Linked DNA regions of Homo sapiens: region 1 is linked to region 2. Evidence: chromatin loops called from intact Hi-C (ENCODE). Cell type or tissue: prostate gland. All regions are shown on one strand. Links, peaks and the distances in the headings refer to the core of each region. The heading gives the core; the rest is flanking DNA.

Region 1 (2,925 bases), core at 281-2,780, 84 kb after region 2:
CTGCCTCAGCCTCCCGAGCAGCTAGGATTACAAGCGTGTGCCACCATGCCCGGCTAATTTTTGTATTTTTAGTAGAGATGGGGTTTCACCATGTTGGCCAAGCTGGTCTGGAACTCCTGACCTCAGGTGATCCACCTCAGCCTTCCAAAGTGCTGGGATTACAGGCATGAGCCACTGCACCTGGCCTTTGATACATCTTAATGTGTGATTTTAAATTTTAATCACATGGTAAAATAAAGAGCCCAAATAACCCTTAATATTCTTGTAAATATTTAAAAACTGGAATCAAATACTGAAAAACCATCAAATAAATAGAAACTGTGGGATATTGTACAAGTGGCCTGAATGTGTCAAAAAAAAAAATCAATGGCATGAGAAACAACAAAAGGCAGGAGGACTGTTCTAGATTAGACTGAGAACCAAATCCAGTGCACAAACCCTGATCATATCCTAGATTAAAATAATAAACAGCCATAAAAAATATTTTTGAGACAACTTGGTGTATTTGAATATGGATTGTACGTTATATTATGGAATTTTACATTTCTCAGTGTAATAATAATATCGTGTGTTTATAAGAGAATGCACTTATTTTAGGCAGTGTTGGTTGAATTATTTAGAGGAGAAGAGCCGTGATGTTTGCAACTTACTTTCAAATCATTTAGTGAATTCATATTTTCAGAGAGTAAAAAGATAAAGCAGATATGGGGGAAAGTTAACAACTGGTGAATCTAGGTAAAGAGTTTACAACTGTTCATTATATCATTATTGCAAATTATCCGTATGTTTGAAAAACCTCCAAATAAAAAGTAGGGAAAACCTTCATCATAGAGTTACAGCACATAGAGCTGAGAAACTGATTTTTTCTTTATTTTTTTAGAAGTATTTTGAGAAATGACCGTTACCGAGGAAGAGTGTTACACACGAGCATACTCATTAATAAAATGTCTCTAATAGAGAAAATACTCTCTATTGCAGAGAGCTCCCCTTCTCCATGATCCCTAAGCCTGTGGGGCACATCACAGCACTATTAGGCTGTGTCCTTTTAAGTGTATTGATAGACCCATCTCCCTGACAGGACTGGAAGTTCCATCAGAAAAGAGTTCAAGTCCTACCCATCTCTCTGACCCCAGCTGCAGATTCTAATAAACATTTGTGAAAGATGGAAAGAAGGTATGATTGATAGACAGCAGTTGCCAGGGTAGTTTGGAAGACAGCCTTAAAACCAAACTCAGTATTTGAAACCAGAAATAATCCTGGACTTGGTTGCATGCCACCGGAGAAGAGCTTGTGCCCGCCTGGCCGGCTCAGCTGCTTTTATGCTCAGTGGGGTCATTAAACTTGTCAGACTTGTTTGCACTGGCAAGCAGGTCATTGGAGCCAGTTCCTCATAAGGCACTTAGCGACTTCAGGGTCCCATTGCAGTGCATTACACACAAAATGAGCAAAAAGCCAAAGAAAATAAAGACAGTGGCCAGAGGGAAACTACGTCACTCTTTTAAATAATCATCCAAACAGAAACAAAAATCACTGACACTGAAAAGCCATCTTTTAGTTTAATTATGTAATCATTCACCAAGATCTCTTTGCTCTCCAAATTTTACCAAGCAAGCACTAGAATGTTCGACCTTATTAGCAGGATCCTTATTTCTTCTATTTTTTTCAGATTCAACTAAATAATCTTGATACAGGTACAGGTTTTTCTGACAAGTTGGCTCTCAATAATCAACTGATGCCATATCAAAGAGAGACAGCTTATAAAAAGAACAGGTTCAGGAGAACTTTAACATAAAGATTCTTCTATGTCCTCACAAAATTTGGTAAGTTTGCTGCATCTAAATAGTTTATGAATACAAGCATTTTTAAAAAAAAAAACCTATTTGACCACAGATCCTTAAGTAGTAACTGAAGACACAATCAAGATCATCTGGGAAGGAAAGACGATTTGGCAGAATGTCAGACCAAAACAGGATCCCCACGTTGCTGAAAAGACCCATTTGCTCATTTATATTAAGTGTAACTACTGCCTGGTCCATGTTCAGCTTATTCTTGTGACAAACTAGGAAGAATCTGATGGCCATTTACCATTATCCTTTCTTGCAGAAGTTGATAAAGTAGGTATTGAAATATCAGGGCACTGTAAAATAATCATAACTAGACCTCAAGGTATTATATTTTTCCTATCACTAACACTTACTTCTTCATTTCTCATAGGTGAGGTTCATTAGCCATGGTTTTTATGTTTTTTTTTTTTTTTGAGATGGAGTCTCCCTCTGTTGCTCAGGCTGGAGAGTGCAATGGCACAATCTCGGCTCACTGCAGCCTCCACCTCTGGTGTTCAAGCGATTCTCCTGCCTCAGCCTCCTGAGTACCTGGGATTACAGGCACCCACCACCATGCCTGGCTAATTTTGTATTTTTAATAGAGACGGGGTTTCACCATGTTGGCCAGGCTGGTCTCGAACTCCTGACCTCAGGTGATCCACCCGCCTTGGCCTCCCAAAATGCTGGGATTACAAGCGTGAGCCACATGCCTAGCCTAAGCCATGATTCTTTTGATTGCAAGTGACAGAAACTCAATCTACACTGGCTTAAACAAACAAGGAAATTTCTTGGCTCAGTTAACTGGGAATATGGGGTTCATATCAGGGGACCAAATCAGGACATGACTGTCTTCCTCACTCTGCTTCTCTTTGCTTGTATCTTTGCTGGTGCCACACTCAGGTAGAACTGTTCCATGTATTTGCAAAGATGACCATGAGCAGCCCCAGGTTATTTTATATTTTAAACTAGACATCCTAAAGAAAGGAGGACACAGGCTGGGCGCGGTGGCTCACGCCTGTAATCCCAGCACTTTGGGAGGCCGAGGCAGGTAATCACCTGAGGTCGGGAGTTCGAGACCACCTGACCAACATGGAGAAACCCC
Region 2 (2,925 bases), core at 198-2,697:
TTATATTTACTTTGTAATTTATTAAACATTTGTCATGTTCTTGCTGTGCTACCTATTTTCATATTCTATCTGACAATAACAGTTGACATTTTCTCTCAAGAAGTGGAGAGAGCTGGAAAATTCAGCAAAGAAGGGTTAAATAACTTTTCCTTTAGCCAGTGCTTTCAAAGATGCCCCAACCCTAGAATTACAGATACCACTTAGGCTACTAAGCTAGGCTGTTGTTTGAAACTGACCTACTTCTGTCATCCTCCACAGTTGTCTTAATGGGAGGCAATTTATGCCCCACATTTACTGTAGTGCTTGCAGAAGGCATCAAGCTCTACAAAGCTTCATGCTTGTCCTTAAAAGTTAATTGGGAGCATCAGGGGAGGAGTGAGTGCTGGGAACAGCTATTTCCATTTCCCAGAACAGTAGTTGAATCCTCTCATCTTTCCAGGGTAATTTTAGGAAAACCTCAGTCATTTACTCTACTTTCATTGCCTAGATTTTAGGTTTTCAGTACTTTGAAATGACAGCTTTTCAAAAAGATACTACCTAAAGAGAAATGAGATGTAGATTTAAACAAAAGATGAATATTGAAGTAATCCATTTAAGATAATAGCTGAAAATATTTATTCCGTTATTATGTCTTTCACTGGATTTTATTTCATCTGAAAATGTTAGATAGAGGAGACTCTGGATTTGGAAACTGGACCCCAGAGTGGTGAAAGGACTTCCCAAGAGGTGGCCTTGGGACCAGGCTAAGAACTCAGTTCTCCTGACCACCCCTCTCTATGCCACATTGTCCTGCTAGATCTAAACATGAGGAATGTTCACATGGATGATGTCACCAATTGACACCATCCAACATGGCTTAATAGAAAAACCATGGACTTGTAGCCAGGGAAATTCAAACTTAAGTCTTTATCTCACAAGGTTGCATGAACTAATTGAGGTAGCATGTGAAGCACCTAGCGCAGAGCAGATGTTCAAGAAATTAGGTCCCACACGGGAATTACAACCTGAAGACACATTCTAAAGGTAGGAAAGTTTGTCACTAATTCTTTCTCGCCTTCTCTTCCTGTTGTCTAGCTGGTGCTATGGGTGGGTGCATGGAGTCTTCAGGCTGCCCTCAGAATACCTAAAGTTTTCTCAATACAGTGTATGTCAAACTTCATTCCATGCATCATCCCATTCTGTGCCTGTTTTTCATTTAAATTAAGGGTCTTTGGACCATTCCTGCTGGCTTTGCTAATCTTATAAACTGATGTTTATGAAAATGGTAATAACTAAAGCTAGATAATGTCTTAGAATGTCAAGTCTTCAGTTAAAGATACTTGATCTCATTAGAGTAGTCTTCCCAGTCTTACTTTTTACTGATCTCCTCTACCTTTTTCAGTATGAAAAGTCTTCTTCATAACAGGGTATTCAGGATCAAAAGTAGGAGTTAAAAGGTTCTGGTTTTCTCTGTGACATTTATCAAACTCTGCACCATGAGTCACTCCCAGCAATGAGCTTGTCTGCTGCTTTGTTGTCTTGCCTTTTGATGTTTCTGTTACATTTAAAATATAAAATAAATGTATTATTTTCTTAGAATATATTTATTATTTTAATAACTAAGGTAATATATGTTCATTATTTAAAATTCCACATACATAGAAGGCTACAGAAGAGAGTGAAAACTCTCCTGTGTTTCCACTCTACCTCCCCCATTTTAAAATTTGGGTAACTACCACCAGCTGTTTCATATGTATCTTCTTCCCAGAACTGTATTTTACACCTGAACCAGTATATCTTTTTTTAAGTTTAAAAATCAATCAGTTTGTATTTTTATCAAATAATGGTTTACAAAGCCAAACAACTAAAAAAGACAAAATTTTTTAAAGAGCACTTTCTCAGTCACCATCACCACCACCTCCTGATAGCCAGGGGGACTGCCCTTAACTCCTAACTCTTAGTTTCTGTTATTGTCTTCGTGTCTCAAAATGGTGTGCTTTTACTCTTTTTTTCTTGATTTGTCGATTGTATTATCTTCTATTATGGTAGGTAAAAATCATGCTGTCTTAACATTCCCACATCATTTTTCTCCCATCCTTTCAACAGTTATATAACCCAATTTTTTGATAATTCACTGTTTACACTATTTAACAATGTAAATATTGTTCATTGATGAGCAGCTGTAATTTCGTTTATTTTTTTGGTCAACTTTTTTTCCCACGAGTTAATTGCCTTACATTTTAATTTTCTTTGTTTCTTTGTGTGTGTATATCTCTAGCTGATTCTTTTCTAATTCACTGACAGATCTATGAAATCTTTCAAAACACGGTCAACATATAAGATAATATATCAGTTCCATTTTGTTCATTTTAAATCAGAGATCTCCCTTTTGGCTTTGTCTTTTCTAATCAGGACTGGTTGTTCCGTTGCATTTTATACATTTGTCATCCTGGGACCTTGCTTCACTGCTGCCCCAGGAGTTCATTTACATCTTTCTTGTGTTGAGTTCCCTGTTTCTAGATCCTATGTTGTTTTCTTCCTTGGCTTATTTCCTTGTTTTACTAGGACATATCCTTCTGTAGCTTTCTGAGTAAGGATCCAAGGAACCCTTGGAATAATTTTTAAATTCCATTCATGTCTAAAAATATCCCTATTCTGCCCTCTAACTTAATTGATATTTTGGCTGGGTATAGACTCAGATATAAATCATTCTGAAAACACTATTTCATAGTCTTCCAATGATCCCTTTCAAAAAATCCATGGCTCTTCGGCTTCCTTATTCTTTATATGTGACCTATTTTCTATGAAAAGTTTTTAGAATCTTTTATTTATCTAAGATAATTCTGAAATTTAAGGAAGGATCTCTTTTGGTATAGGTATTCTTTCTTCTTCTTCCACCCCCAGCCCTTCTGGGGCCCTTTAACCTAGAGATTTGATTCCAAGAAA

Evidence for each region. Peaks named below come from ENCODE experiments on the same cell type or tissue, not always from the same donor. Only the 100,000 strongest peaks of a DNase experiment are listed, where the experiment ranks them.
Region 1: a loop joins it to region 2, with 2.7 times the contacts of the local background. A loop is called at or near these places in 15 of 110 quality-filtered maps.

The regions. Positions count from the first base shown.
Region 1 is chr9:77,662,387-77,665,311 of GRCh38, reverse strand. No RefSeq gene overlaps it. Among named protein-coding and RNA genes, the nearest start is that of GNA14, 16 kb to the right of the region's middle. In prostate gland, for the core only: no CTCF peak of the experiment used is centred there; a DNase peak (open chromatin) is centred at 1,321; H3K27ac peaks cover 711 bases.
Region 2 is chr9:77,745,869-77,748,793 of GRCh38, reverse strand. The region is part of intron 5 of GNAQ (G protein subunit alpha q); the gene reads left to right. Among named protein-coding and RNA genes, the nearest start is that of GNA14, 99 kb to the right of the region's middle. In prostate gland, for the core only: no CTCF peak of the experiment used is centred there; no DNase peak of the experiment used is centred there.